Linked DNA regions of Homo sapiens: region 1 is linked to region 2. Evidence: read pairs that join two places in POLR2A ChIA-PET (ENCODE). Cell type or tissue: Panc1. All regions are shown on one strand.

Region 1 (8,000 bases), 290 kb before region 2:
CTTGGAGAAGAAAGAAAATGTTTCAAGCAGATAGCACTGGAACCAGGACTCCTGCAAGTGAATCTCAAGAAGCTCACCTTTGGCTGGGTTTAAACCATGGTGCAGACTGCTCTGGGGGAAGGGCATGCTGATGTCACAGACATGTAAAAATAGTACTTCTAGTTTAGAGACTGCAAAAATATGAATGCACCATGCCGCCACATTATCTCCATTCCTCCAGTGCCCGCCTGACACTGGCCCTGAATCAGGGCTGGAGGGGGCAGGCATTTCTCATTTACTAAAGTGCTGGATGCAGCCCTTGAGGTTCGGCAGAAGCAGAAAGCTGCGGTGAGTCTGGCTGTGGTGAGTGTGGCTAGCATTATCGTGCTGTGTCACACTAGCTCTCTCTTGGGAAGCCTGGATATTCAGCTGCCTTGGAAAAGCTGTCCACATGGTGGGCAGCTTAGATTTTATTAACCTTTTGATATAGAAGTCAGGCTGAAGTTTAGGATTATCTGGGTGTGTCAGCTCAGGGTTTTGGTAGGGTGGTATTCCCATGGCCCCATGGTCACTCGGATTACTTCTTTCCTTCCTTTCTGATCTTGGAATATCACATCCTCGTTTCAGTACCCCTCCGATGGGCACTAGGAAAGAAGGAGTCAGAATGGACAGAGTCTCTGGCACATACACTATCCACACCCACATCACAATTACATGCCAAAGGTATGCAAGGCTGCTGCAGAGGAGCACTTCAGAAATGCAGCCCTCCAGATACTGAGATGGAAATTTCAGGCATTTAATCAAGTACGCACTTTTCAGAGACCCAAGGGAGGCCCAAGGGCTCACTCTGCCTCAGCAGAATTCAAACACTCCATTATTCTCTAGCTATGTTACATCCACCCACCACCCCACCACCCCCGCTTGCCTCCCTCCTTTCTGCACTGGTGACTGGCACTTTTCCTTTCATTCTCTACAGGGATGCGATTGTTTACGAGTTAGCTCCCCGACCCAGTGGGAGGACTTGAGCATCCCGGCTGAGGGCGAGCCAGGCTGCCCCTCCACCAGCTCTGTGTAACAGTGAGCCAGCAGCAGTGGCATCAGGGCTGAAAGGAGTGGGCCTCGCTTTGGGAAGTGATGTCTAGTGAAGGGTGGCCAGCAGTTTACTGGAGCTGTTTGTCAGTGTGGATGACTGAGGATTTTGGTGGAGACTCTGATTCACAGTCGCAAATTCCCTTTTCCTTTGTTTTCTTTGTGTTGGTCTTTGAGGGCTTCCGAGGAAAGTCCCCTCTTGAGATGTTGATCTGAAGGCAAGATCAACAATTTGCTGTTGGCAGAGGGACTCAGAGAGACTTTCTTCTGTTGCCCCTGCCTTTGTTAGTGTGAATAAATGGGTTTGCAAATGAAGTATGTAATCCAAAGCAAACTTAGTATGCAAAACTTTAAGAGAAAACACAATGAGTTTCTTTTAAATTCTCTCTCAAATCTGCTGTTTACATATGACTTGACTAGTTCTGCAAAGGATCAAGGAAGCCATATCTGGTTAAGTGGTTTGACTTTACAGGTGAGTAGCACCAGCCATGATGATAACATTCAGTGGAGATGGTGGGCGGACATCCATATGCCGTATCTACATTGAAGGGACATCTCATCTTGGGACAGTGCAGCCACTCACTTAGGTGACATGCATTCTGTGAACTACACATAAACTATTAGGATCTTGGGACTGCTGTTACAGGAAAGAGATCCAGACCCCAAGAGAGGGTTCTTGGATCTCAAGCAAGAAAGAAGTCAGGGCGAGTCCGCAGTGCAAAGCAAAAGCACTTTCTTTTTATTAAGAAAGTAAAGTGGTGAAAGCACAGCTGCTCCACTGACAGAGTAGGGTGTTCCCAAAAGTAAGAGGAGGAACACATCCATCCTAGGTACCATGCTCGTATATATAGGATTTTAAAAAGATCATGGGGAGATGTGCTCTGCTACAAGGGTTTGTGATAAAGGATAAAGGATTAATTTTCTTTTCCTTTTTTTTTTTTTTTTTTTTTTGAGACAGAGTTTCACTCTTGTTGCTCAGGCTGGAATGCAATGGCACAATCTCGGCTCACTGCAACCTCCGCCTCCCGGGTTCAAGCAATTCTCCTGCCTCAGCCTCCCAAGTAGCTGGGATTACAGGTGTGCGGCACCATGCCCGGCTAATTTTGTATTTTTATTAGAGACGGGGTTTCTCCATGTTGCTAAGGCTGGTCTCTAACTCCCAATGTCAGGTGATCCAACCGGCCTCCCAAAGTGCTAGGATTACAGGTGTGAGCCACTGCACCTGGCCTAATTTTCTTAATTACTATATTTTGCAAGAATCCATATTATCTTTAAAGCAAAATTAGGAATGCATTTGTTCTCAAAATATCGGGCTACCTGGAGACTCCCAAGTCTGAGTCTGTGTAGTAAACATTATCAATCTATTCCCTTAACCATAAATATCTGGAGTCTAGGAATGCCTAATTTTCTGGGAATGCAGCCCAGCAGGTCCCAGCCTCATTTTCCCAGCCCTCACTCAAGATGGAGTTGCTCTGGTTCGAACGCCTCTGACACTGTCAGCCTGTATGCTAGCTCCCAGGGGTTAGGTATTGTGCAGAGTGGACACACCCATTTCCACCTCATTAAATAAGCAGTGCATGGCTAATGCAGTATCCCTTGATTTAGGTTGCTGGAAAAATAATCTGAAGTTGTTTGTGCCACAGGCATACCATGCTTTAGGTAAATCTAACATCTATACATGTGGGTGAGAGTACTTTTTCTGAAGAAAGGGTTCACTAATCAACAAATGTTCAAGTACCAGCAAGGCGTCCCCATCTTGAGATATGACTGGATCCAGCCCAAACAACCACAGAGAAGGAAGGGGACTGATTGGGTGGGCAGGTAACAGAGAATGGGCCTGGGCTAGCGTGTCCAACTCAGCGGAAAGATAAGCAAAGGAGTCCAAGGTACAGGAACAAGAACAAGCATCTGGGCCAGTGGCCTACAGGGAGAGAAAAGGGGAGGGAAGGAATAGCAATTATTTTGATTATTAAATACACCATGGTTTAAACCCAGCCAGAAGTGAGCTTCTTGAGTTCACTTGCAAGAATCCTGGTGCCAATGCTAACTGCTTAAAACATTTCTCTGTCTTTAACTTTTTCGTTGTTTTCCCCTTTCCTTTTTAATAATTAAATTATACTACTTACGAGAGGGAGCATAACACATTAGCTAAGTACATAGATTCTGTAGCTGGGCTGCCTGGGATCCAAATTCTGCCACTTATTAGTCCTGTGACTTTGGCCCTTGGTTTCCTCATCTGTAAAGTGGGGGTAATAAAGTACCAGCCTTGTTATGGAAGGAATCAAATGAGTAATGCCCTTATCAGCACAGGGTCTAGCTCATAGTGAGTACCATGTATTTGCTATTATTATTATTATTATTCAAAGGTGAATTCTAAAAAGGCTGCTTTGGCCAGGTGCGATGGCTCATGCCTGTAATCCCAGCACTTTGGGAGGCCAAGGCGGGTGGATCACCTGAGGTCAGGAGTTCAAGACCAGCCTGGCCAACACGGTGAAACCCCATGTCTACTAAAAATACAAAATTACCTGGCATAATGGCACACACCAGTAATCCCATCTACTTGGGAGGCTGAGGCAGGAGAATCACTTGAACCTGGGAGGCAGAGTTTGCAGCGAGCCGAGATCGCGCCATTGCGCTCCAGCCTGGGTGACAAAAGTGAAACTCTGTCTCAAAAAAAAAAAAAAAAATAGAGGAGAAAAGGCTGCTTACAAGTCCATTTGTTCCAAAGCCCAAAGTGACACTCTATAAGTGACCCCTGGTGCCACTGCTAGGGTAGCTTGGAGACACATTTGCTTTGGCATGGAGCTTTGTTCACATGTACGCGCACTCAGACATGGAACAGCTTTTGGACCGGTCCCCAACATTTATTGAGCCCTTGCTGTGCCCAAGCACTGTGCTTGGCTGTAAGTGTATCACCTCACTCAATACTCATGACAACGCTGCATATAATAGTAGGGGCTGTTATAGATGCAGGAATTGAGGCTTGTTGGGTGGGGTGTTTGGCTAAGGTCACACAGCCACCAAGTGGCAGAGCCAAGCTTCATACCTAGGCTGTCCAGCGAGCCTGTGCTCCTCACTGATAGGCTGTATATGGTTTGGGGGGATTATGAGAGGTGTCCTGAGAGGCACATGGAGCTTGGTGATAGGAATTCAGCACCAGATGATATTGGAAGACCCTAGAAAGTAGGCCAGGATTTGGAAATTCTGCTAAGAGATGGCAGGACCTTAGCTTGGGCCATAGGTAGAATCTCAACCTTGAGGACCCATAGCCTCTGGGATTGGGTCTTTGGGGCAAGACATGAACACAGGCACTGGGGAACAGTGGGGCTAAGGTTTTTCTGACCAGGTAGTGGACGGTGCCCAAGAACAAAATAAACAGAGTGCTAACAACAGAGCCCCAAGCACAGCAAGCGTGCTGGGCCAGGGGGCCTTACAATCCTCAAGCCTAAGGCCAGAGGTCATGTTGAGCTAAATTTGAAGTCAAGATTGGGTAAGTATCTGAGCACAGTACAATTTACAATAATGAAAACAATTTGATTTGCCAATGCAATCCCTCTAAATATTATATTTAAAATGTGACTTACAGAGATTTGTTTTATACCAAATTGCTCAAGACCGTCTCCTGACCTTGTCCAAGGAATGTTGGTGATGAGAACAGGTGTGAGGGGCGTGCCTACCTTGCACCAGGGCTGTGTCAACATGGGGTATTACTCATGGACATGACTCATCTCTGCTCCTCCAGGAACTGTGGCTTTGTCCAGGGGTTTTCAAATTTTAATGTGCATAAGAATCACAGGGGAACTTGTTTAAAAATCAGGTTCCTGGTTGCTCCCCACAATTTTGATTCGGTGGCTTCATAAGGGACCCAGGATTCTGCATTTTCTGGGTGGGGCCTAGGTAATTCTGTTGCCTTTGGTCCACAGAGCACAATTAAAGAAGATCAGGTCTGGCTGTTGCTCGGCTTCCTTTCTCGTTGTGACTATGAGAGGGAACACAGAGTTGTGTGGACTCAGTCATGGCAATTACCCTCTTCTTTGTCATCACTTCTTCCTGAAATACCTGGTGAGACCACCCCTATTATGATAACAATAACAGCACATTTGGTACATATTGAGTTATTATGTGCTGGGTACACTGTGAAGCCCTATGCTTGGGCTAGTCTCTCATTTAATCTTCACAACAATCCCATAAGTGAGGTATTACTATTTTACCCACATTTTATGAGCAAGGGAAAAACCTCACTGGTAGTAAGTGACTGAGTGGGGATTTGAACTCAGAACTAGCAGCTTACCAGAGCCTAGATGTGTAACTAACTGCTAGGCCATTCAATGAGAGTAGTTTTAGCTCCTGTCAGTACCACGCTCCTTTCTCATTCTTCAGTGGGGTGTCTTTCTCCAGTTGCCATTCCTGTCATGCCCATCCCATTCCCAGACTCCTGTGTCCTTTCTTCAGAAGACGTGTCTGGTGTTTCCTTATTTTTATTTCATTCAATGAGTCGAAGACAGTTGTGGCAATGGACATGTGGTGGTAGGTGTTAGGGTTGAGTTGTGTCCACCCCCAAATTCATAAGATGAAATTCACCCCCTATCCCCTATTGCCCGAGAATGCAACCTTATTTTGGAGATAGGGTCTTTACAGAGATAATCAAGTTACAATGAAATCATTAGGGTGGGTCCTACTCCACTATAACTGGTGTCATGCATAGAGAGAAGACAAAGTGAGTGGACATAGGAAGAAGATGGCCATCTACTAGCCAAGGAGAGAGGCTTGGAACAAGTCCTTCTTTCATAGCCTCAGAAGGAACCAACCCTGCTGACACCTTGATCTTGGACTTCCAGCCTTCAACACTGTAAGAGAATAAGTTTCTTGTTTCTGTTGTTTCAGCCACCCAGCCTATGGTGCTTGTTATGGCAACCATAACAGACTAACCCCGTAGAAAGCCAGATTCCTAGGTTCCCCCGCTAGGCCATGGCTCTGGGGTGATCTGGTTGAAGGCCTACACATGCTGCAAAGGTTTGGCAAATTGGGAGCAACAAGTAGGCCCAAGGCCCAAGAGGGAAGAAGGAATGAACAGAAAGAGTGAAGAGGGAGGAAGGAAGCAAATGTAAATAAGAGAAGGGAGGCTGGAGGAAAAGAGGAAAGGGAGAGGGGATTGGGATGGGCCTACTGAGGGCCATGTCAGGTTCATTCAGCTCAGCATGGATGCCTCCTGTGTGCCAGAGGGCATGTGAGACACTGGGCTACAGCAGTGCCTGAGGACAAGAGCCCCCACCTTCATGAAAGTTAGAGGCTAGATGGGGGTATAGACATCAATCAAGCAGCAATTCTACCGAGTGGTCCTGAAAAACCACATGGCAGGGGAACTTGACCCCAACAGGGGGTCCTGGAAAGCTTCCATGAGGAGGTGAGGCTTGGGTTGAGGTCTGACGGATCAGCAGATTTCAACTGGTGAGGGCAGAATATTTCAGGTGGCAGGGAGAGGAGCATGCACAAAGGTTGCCTGGTGTGAGGAAGCCTGGCATCACCAAGGAGCGGGAGGAAGGCCAGTGTGGCTGAGTGCAGGGATGAAGGGGAGAGCCAGAACCCAAGAAGCAGGCGGGGTCAGACTGTGCGGCCATACTGAGGATTTAGTTCCTTAAGCTGTGAGCCCTAGAAAGCCAGGGGAGAAAGTGATCCTATGTAGGGCAGTCTCTCATTTCAACGAAGGGAACGATGGGCTAGAAGGGCAGATGGCAAGTTTTAGCAGTGGGTCAGCCCTGGAGAGAGACGTCAGGCTTTCTGAGCTCACACACCCAAGGTTGGGTGCCTGGCCATTAGGGAGTGAAGTTCCAGGCCACTCCTCAAAGTGTTTTAGCCATAGTCCTTCCTCAACAGAGTATGCTCTAGGAATTTGCAATGGCTCCACTGGGAAGGGTCTGAATAGGGACTCTCCTGTCAGTACAGCTAATTAGTAAGCTAGGCAGCCGGGCCAGGCTCAGACTGCAGTGGACTAGGCAGCCCCTTCTTTGGCATCATTTGAAGGACACAGAAAGGTCTTATAAATCTAGCCTCTCTTTTGCCTGCCTGTACTTTGCCTGAAGTTGCAGGAGCAGGCGTGCATTCAGAAGGTGATTTATTCATCAGGGACTGTGGCGAATGGCAGAGATTAGTCCAGGCAGAGCCCATGAGAGCACTGGGGGAGAGAATGGGTGGAGACAAGCCTGGAAAGGGGCAGAGGGCGCTGAAAGGAGGAGTGCAGAGTACCCGAAGCCCAATTTGCCTTTTTCATGATGTCACCAAGAAGCAGCAAGGTGGGTGCTGCGGGTGAGGGAGAGTCCCAGGTTGGTGTTTGCAGCCTTGCAGGTGCCTGAATGACTCCATTCCGAGGCAAACACATCCATCACTGGGGAGCTTCTCAGCTGTTGTTGGCATGATCCGTATGTAAAAAGTCTGCATATAAAACCGAATGCCATGCCTTTACCACATACCCCGTCTGCCACAAAAATAATTCCCTTCTCTTCAGTTTGAGCAGAGGGACTGGATTTGGCTTAGCAATGATGAGTTCCTGAAGCATACTGTAAGGGAGAGTGGTGATTTTCAGGAAGGTGAGAAAGTAGACAGGAGGCCTCTTGGGGGGTAAGATCCATCTGACTCTTACCCATCCGACATCACACCAACCCATCCAGCCCTGGCCTCCTGTCTGCTCCTCTGCTGTTCTAGGCCCTTTCCTGACTCTCAGACTTTGCAACTGCTGTTTCATCTGCCTGGGATGCTTTCCCCCCAGTTCTTCAGGTAGCAGGCCTCTTTCCATCCTTCAGGCCCTGCCTCTCTTGTCAGTTCCTCCAAAAGTTTTCCCTGTTTCTCCCCTCTGACTTATTTTTCCTTCATGCCGCTTACCTCAATTCGTAATTTTCTTGTCAATTTTTAAAAAAACTTTCTATTACCCATTCTCT
Region 2 (8,000 bases):
GGGAAGGGAGGAAAAGAAGGAAAAGAAAGGAAAGAAAGAACCAAGCATGGGGTGTGCCACGTGCCTGTAGTCCCAGTTACTTGGGAGGCTGAGGTGGGAGGATCTCCTGAGCCCAGGAAGTAGAGGCTGCAGTGAGCCAAGATCACGCCACTGCACTCCAGCCTGGGAACATATCTCATGTGATGAGGACAGCCTGTTAGGTTTTGTTCCCCAGACATAATTCTCCATATCTCAACCGGGGATCCTGAGCACACAGCAACCTAGTACTTTCCTCTTCTCTTTCCCTAGTTAGCTTGCAGCTGTTGCCTCAGTAAACCAGCTCTCCAGGACATCCTTCCAGAACTGTGTGCCAGAGTCAGGCAGCCTGACCCAAAAGGGCCAGACACTCTGGCACGTGTCTCCTCAGCCAGACCCCAGAACTCAAAATCCCCTCCTACGAAGGAAGAGAAAAACAACACAGGCTCCCACCAGCCAAAAAAGAACGACAGAAGGAAAGCACAGAATCTGTCCCCTTCTCCTTCTGCCCCATCCTTTTCACATCACATCAAGCCAAGCTGTCTTTGGGGAACAGACAAGATGCAACAGGCAGTTAGACTGGCCCACCCTGGCTAACAAGGCCATCTGACTTCACCAGCAGAACCCCCTTCCAGGTTCAGGGGAAGGGGGCTCAGGGGCTGTATATTTGACAGCAGAAAGAATCGGCTGTGATTTGGGGACTAACATCATACTAGCTGCCCAGCTACCCACAGCTGTGCTGGGAATGTGGCTCTACCAGGAACACTGCTACAGCCAGTCAAGTGTGTCACAGCCCACTTCCATCACCACATTTACGGTCTTCTCTAATGCAGTCAATCTGACAGACAGAAGTCGGAGTGAAAACTGTGCAGATGCCTGCGCTGATCCCATGAGACATTACCAATTTTGTTTTTCCCACATTGTGCACCCAAGATTTCAGAAAAATTCCTTACCTTTCACTAGTCAGAGAGCCGCCTTTTCCATCTGTTGGGGATGCTTTCTTTTCTCTTTCATTAATGCAAATATCACCAGAGCAGTGATTAAAGCGAAGATACAATTTTGAGTTAGTTGTCTATCTTTGGACCTAGAAGGAGACTGCAATGAAAAGTGGATTCTTTCTGGAAACCTAATGGATTATTTTTCCCTGACCCCTGATAACTTACTTTCCTAATCTACAGGACATCCCCCCTACCTGCCTTTACATTAACTTCCCTAGGCGGGAAGAAAAAGACATTTCTGGTTGTGGGAGGGAGGAGGTGGTGGTGAAACAAGCAAATACAGTGAGGCTCCCCTGGCCCCCATCTGTTCCAAATCTTCCCCTCACAGGATGTCATGTCTGAAAAGCAAGAAAAATATTCCTTCCTCTTCCAACATTCAGCAGAATCTTGCATGCAAAGAGAAGAATGTCTCGTTACTCTGTGGGTTCTCATCTGCTTTTTAACTCACAAATTGCCGAATTACACTAGCCCCTCCACCCTCTCCCTCTCTCCCAGTAAAACCCCAGGGGCAGCAGGGCTCAGCACCAGCGAGGAGCTAGCTCCCCACCATACCACCATACCTCTGGCACAAAGGATTAGTTCTCCTGAGCCTGGCCAATGACTTTTGCAGATTTCTAAGCTGAAGACAGGCCAGAGAGCTGTCAGAGCCCCCAGAGGAAGTGAGGCCACCCCCAGGGGGTAAAAGGAGTGGGCTCAGAATTCCCCACTTTTGACCCTGCACTCTCCCTCTCCCCAGCTTCTAGGCACTTTGCATATGGAAGTGCACAGGCAGCCAAGTCCTGGGCATTTGAACAGGAAGGATGTTCCTCAGTAGCTCACAAGGACCCTAACTGCTGCATTTCCAGGACTGGGAGGGCGATATTTATAGAAAGGGCAGCCAGCCAAGCGAGATCAGCTCCAACTTTATTTCAACTAACCCTCTTTTCCATCTTCTGTAGCTCTCCTTCAAGTTAAACAGAGAGGCATTCCTCCCTTTATTGCTTGATTTTTACGCAAGGGCTGAGGCTCTCATTAAAATGATTGAGAAACCCTGACTGAAAAGATGGAAAAGGACCTGCCTGCCTGCCCCTCCCCCTTGGCTCTTAATCTTCCTCTCCTACGTCCCTCTGCCCTGCTTCCCTGCATTCCCCACATGGCACATGCTCCTTCTTATGCCCCTGCAGCACAGAACCCCTTGTGGTCCTGTAGATGAGCAACGCTGTCCCTTACCCTAAATCCAAATTATCCTTCCTCCCAGCTTTCTTTCTCATCCTTTTTTATCACATCCTATAAGGCCTGCATGATCTACTCTCACCCCACCCTCTTCAACCTTATTTCCTATCACTCTTCCCCTACAAACCCCCTCCTCCTCACTGTTGCTCAAACACACTGAACACACCCCTCAGGGCCTTTGTACAGGCTGTTTCCTTTACCCAGAACACACCCTCTAGGGGGGCCATTTGAAAGTCTGGCTCTGACACATGATCCAGATTTCAGCCCTAAAGACCTTGCTAACACTGAGTATTAAAAAGCACTGCAGGCCGGGTGCGGTGGCTCACGCCTGTAATCCCAACACTTTGGGAGGCCAAGGCGGGTGGATCACTTGAGGTCAGGAGTTCAAGACCAGCCTGGCCAACATAGTGAAACCCTGTCTCTATTAAAAATACAAAAATTAGTGAGGCGTGGTGGAGGACGGCTGTAATCCCAGCTACTCAGAATGCTGAGGCAGGAGAATTGATTGAACCTGGGAGACGGAGATTGCAGTGGGCCGAGATCGTGTCGCTACACAGTGAACACTTCACCTCAAAAATAAAACTAAATTAAATTTAAAAAGCACCCCTATGAGCCAAACACAATGACAGGTGCCTGTTGTCCCTGCTAGTAAGGAGGCTGAAGCAGGAGGATTGCTTGGGCCCAGGAGTTCGAGGCTGCAGTGAGCTATGATCAAGCCATTGCACCACAGCTCAGGCAACAGAAGAAGACACCCATCTCAAAAACAAAAAAAGGGCCTAACCTGTCACTCTGTAGCCTCACTATCCCACAGCTGCTTCATTTGCTTCACAGCACCAACAAAGACTCTCTCCTTGACCAAACTTTAGACAGGCTCCTCTAGATCCTCTTCTTCATGTGGCCTGCCTTTAGCAAATAATTCAGCTGAGTCATTCCCCCACCCTCAATATCTGACCAAGTTCCTCATCCCCCACTTTTAATGTGTAAGTCCTTGGCCTGCCTTCCACAGAATCCTGTTGAGTTGGTTTAGCAAGAGTTCCCCTACCCTTCGTGTCTTCTCTTAGTGATTTTCCACCCAATGACCCCCTCACTCTGATTATAAATGCCCAACTAGGTCTTTGCTGGATTCAGTGATGAACTCAACCTCCTTCCTCTATTGCAAAAGTTAACTCCTAGGCCGGGTGCAATGGCTCATGCCTGTAATCTCAGCACTTTGGGAGGATGAGGAGGGTGGATGACCTGAGGTCAGTCAGGAGTTCAAGACCAGCCTGACCACCATGGTGAAACCCTATCTCTACTAAAAATACAAAAATTAGCCAGGTGTGGTGGTATGTGCCTGTAATCCCAGCAACTCAGGAGGCTGAGGCAGGAGAATCGGTTGAACCTGGGAGGCAGAGGGTGCAGTGAGCCGAGATCGCACCACTGCACTCCAGCCTGGGTGACAGAGACTCCATCTCAAAGAAAAAAAAAAGAAAAAAAGTCAACTCCTGTTGCAATAGTCTTGAATAAAGTCTTCCTTACCATAAGTGTTAATTCTTCTTTAATACCACCTGACATCATATGATCTTTTTGTTCATCTTTCTCCCTCCACTGGACTGTAAGTTCCACAATGGCAAGATCTTTATGTGTTTATTCTCTGCTAGATCCTTTGCTTCTAAAATAGTATCTGGGGCTGGGCATAGTGGCTCACGCCTGTAATCCCAGCACTTTGGGAGGCCGAGGCAGGCAGATCACAAGGTCAGTTCAAGACCAGTCTGACCAGTACAGTGAAACCCCGTCTCTACTAAAAATACAAAAATTAGCTGGGCGTGGTGGTACACACCTGTAGTTCCAGCTACTCGGGAGGCTGAGGCACTCCTGCCTCAGTTGAACCCGGGAGGCGGCAGTTGCAGTGAGCCAAGATCATGCCACTGCACTCCAGCCTGGGAGACAGAGCGAGACTCCATCTCAAAAAAAATAAAAAAAAAAATAGTATCTGACACACAACAGACACTCAACAAATGTCTATAAAATGAATCCAGCTACCTCCACTTATCCTGTGATCTCTGTTTGCCCGCCACCTCCTCTGGGAAGTCATTCCTGAATCTTCCAAGGCTTGACCCTGTACTTCAGTTAACAGTGATCACATGGATCTCAGAGGATAATTCTCTTATTATTCAATATGTACTTTAAATGTGTTCATATATAATATACTAATACACAGAATAAAACATAGAAGTCTACTTTGACCGCCTGCCCTCCTTCCCTTTCAGAGCTCCACAATGCCCTGCCCCAGTCTTTTTTTCCTCTGTACATACATCCATGCACATATCTGTTTGCACAACTCTCTCACACACACACACTGCCTGGCTCCAAGCAGGGGCTTAAATAAAAAGGATGAGGACAAAGAGCTCTGGTGGGGCTGAGAGCCACCTGTTTTCCCAAGGCTTTGCCCCATCTTCCTGGCTTTCTCTACCCACAGGAGGAAAGAGACCGCTTCTGTTGGTTTCCCTGCAAGAAGCAGATGAAGTACACAGGACTGTCCACTGTCAGCTCACTTCTTCATTCCAGGAAAACTTTCAAGGCTGGCACAGGTCAGAGAGAGCTGCCTGAGCCCTGCTGCTCCAAAGTGCTCCTGGAGGGCACGAGGATTCAGCCAACCCAGAAAGCCATGGTGGGCCAGGGCCCTGAGGGTGAATGCAGACCTGCCTGGAAGTTAGGGGGTGAGGTTTACCTGGTGGAGGGGGCACCAAGGGAGAGGGGCAAGCTAGTTGTAGAAACAGCCCAAGTAGATTTCCACATAAAGAAAAAGTAAACAGATGAAGGCTCTTCCTCAGCCCTTCGGGCCTCTCCGAGGAAAGCAAACCTTCAAGTGTTTGTTGAAACACTAATCCAATTTTAAAATGCTTTAAAAGAGCTGGAAGAGGAAGTACCAGCTATTGACCACCCCCTCCGCTGGCCTGCAGTGTAAGTGTAGTCACTTTCCCCTCTCTTGGCCTCTGTCTCTGGGGATATTACACACAGAGACCCAGAGGAACAAGAAGTTACCTGGGACAGATTCGGGAACCAACCCTTGTCCACGGAGGGCCATCTGAGTCTTCCTCTTGCCCAGCCATGAAAGAAGCCTTTATTAGGAGCAGAAAACTAGCCAGGATCGGAAAGAGCTGACTCCAGCAGCCTTCACCCCAAGGCAAGCTCACATCATTCACACTCTAGGAATCTGGAAGATATTGAAGTATCCTTGCCCCTGCTTCCTGGGAGGCACTTAATTACCCCCCTGCCCCCACCCCACGTGGGTCTTATTTTTGGCAGCCAATTCATTCCCAGAAGTTGCAGGTGAAATGAGCTTCAAGGGGATTTGCCAAACAATAATTAAAGGAAAAGCAAACCCTTCTCAAATGCTCCAGAGTCTTGTTCTCCCACCCTTGGACAACTTTACCAGATCCTTCACCCACTCTCACCATGCCAGGGTGACTAACACTCCTGGTTTGCCAGGGACTGTCCCAGTCTTAGCACTGACAGTACCATGTCCCGAGATGATTGGTCATGCACCACTGTAGCCTCCCAACCTCCTTCCCTTCATCCCCATGGTTTCAGGGTGGGTACACACCTTGGAAAGGTTGCCTAGCAATGTAGAGATGGGCTTTCTGGTATTGTTTCTTTTTCCTTTTTTTTTTTTTTTTGAGATGGAGTTTCGCTCTTTGTTGCCCAGGCTGGAATGCGATGACGCGATCTCGGCTCACTGCAACTTCTGCCTCCTGGGTTCAAGCAATTCTCCTGCTTCAGCTTCCCCAGTAGCTGGGATTACAGGCATGTGCCACCACCCCTGGCTAATTTTGTATTTTTAGTAGAGATGAGGTTTTGCCATGTTGGTCAGGCTGGTCTTGAACTCCTGACCTCAGGTGATCCACCCGCCTTGGCCTCCCAAAATGCTGGGATTACAGGCGTGAGCCACCGCGCCTGGCCCAGTATTGTTTCTTTATACAGCTTCCCTTGTTGCATTTTCAAGAGGAGGAAAGTGGTGAATACAGAGGTTCAATTAGTTTCTTTCAACCAGGCGCTTTCATTTAGAAAGAGGGAGATAGATAAGAAGATCTAAGAAGCATTCAGCACTTATTATGTTGTGTATAAAATACCTGTTTAATTTAATCCTAGGAGGTGAGTACCATGTCTCAGATTGAGAAACTGAGGTCCAGAATCACACAGCTAATAAATAGTAGAGTTGAGATCCCAATCCAGGCAGGATAACACCAAGGCTCATGAACTTATTCACTGTCTTATACTGTGATCCCTAAAGATGAAGAGTTCTTGTCATTTGAATCACGGAGGGAAAAAACAATGTGAAAGTGCTTATGCTGGACTGAAAAGGAATGTGACACTGTGACCACAGGGCCTCCCTCTCCTACGGATGGGAGCTCTAGTCATCATGGGGATGGGGCCAGGTTTGCAGATAGTTAAGTCACCGCTGAGAGCCTCCTAACGCCGACTCTGCCCAGCCACCCACCCAATGGCTGCTGGATGAATCCATCAAAACCCTGGTCTCATGCCCTCACCAGCAGCACTGCAGAACAAAATCCACATCCCTCAGCCACAGTCTCATCCACTGTCTTGGAAATAGAAGTGGGAACTCACTTTACAGGAATGAATTTGGCAGGATAAGTCACAAATCTTGATAAATATTCATATAATTTGACTTTGTAACATCCTTTCTAAGAATTTTTCTCAAGGAACTTGTTCTAACAGGCTGGGAAAAGTGGGGCTGGTTTTGCTGGTGATATCTGACACATAAAGGTGTTCATGCCTATAGTTTTCTTTTTTTGAGATGGAGTTTCACTCTGTCGCCCAGGCTGGAGTGCAGTGGCTTGATCTTGGTTCACTGCAACCTCCGCTTCCCAGGTCCAAGCGATTCTCCTGTCTCAGCCTCCTGTGTAGCTGGGATTACAGGCACCTGCAACCAGGCCTGGCTAATTTTTGTATTTTTAGTAGAGACGGGGCAGGGTTTTGCCATGTTTACCAGGCTGGTCTCAAACTCCTGATCTACTCAAGTGATCTACCCGCCTTGGCCTCCCAAAGCGCTGGGACTACAGGCGTGAGCCACCATGCCCAGTCATGCCTTGAGTTTTCTGTAACAATGAAAACCTGGAACAATTCCTATGGCCAACAATAAGGAAATGGTTAAACTATGATATATCCATCCATCGGATTATTATGCAACTATTAAGATGCATGTTTATGAGGAGTTGAAAATAACATGGAAAATGCTTGGCTACAGATGTTATGCTAAGCAAGCAGTAAATAAAATTATATAGACAATGTGATCACAACTATGTGAAAACAAACCAAACACACACACCCCTCTTTAGAGTAAAAGGACTGAAAGGAAATGAACAAGATTAAACAGAACTAACACTTAGGAAGCAGCCAGCTAACTGCTTTCCATACTTACCTCATTTCATCTTCAAGGCAAGCCTACACATTAGGAACTTTTTTTTATCCTTACTTCACCAATGAGAAAACTGAAGCACCCAGAGGATAATTAAGCTGCCCGATGGTTGCCTACAGCTAATAAGGAAGAAGGAAGGCATCTGAACCCAGACTCACCTGATTCAGGGCCTGTGCCCTTATCCTGCACACGACCACACCCAAATGCAGCCAGCAGCTTTACTTGGCTAGCAGAACGACTAGCAACTTTTTTCCCCCTACTTTCTACTTTCTTTTTTTCCAAATTGCCTGTATTAGTCCATAATATACTTATGTATATTGATATGTATGTTTTCATGTATATGTATATTTTATGTA

What was found. ChIA-PET counts read pairs that join two places held together with the same protein. Peaks named below come from ENCODE experiments on the same cell type or tissue, not always from the same donor. Only the 100,000 strongest peaks of a DNase experiment are listed, where the experiment ranks them.
Region 1: POLR2A ChIA-PET joins it to region 2 with 20 read pairs; 2 of 35 experiments call an interaction of 5 or more read pairs at or near these places.

Annotation. Positions count from the first base shown.
Region 1 is chr5:142,677,841-142,685,840 of GRCh38, reverse strand. The region is part of intron 1 of FGF1 (fibroblast growth factor 1); the gene reads left to right. Among named protein-coding and RNA genes, the nearest start is that of FGF1, 4.2 kb to the left of the region's middle. RefSeq lists an enhancer at 408-1,277. In Panc1, no CTCF peak of the experiment used is centred here; a DNase peak (open chromatin) is centred at 4,760.
Region 2 is chr5:142,384,020-142,392,019 of GRCh38, reverse strand. The region is part of intron 3 of SPRY4-AS1 (SPRY4 antisense RNA 1); the gene reads right to left. Among named protein-coding and RNA genes, the nearest start is that of SPRY4-AS1, 63 kb to the right of the region's middle. RefSeq lists enhancers at 1-30, 2,913-3,414. In Panc1, no CTCF peak of the experiment used is centred here; no DNase peak of the experiment used is centred here; H3K27ac peaks cover 1,327 bases.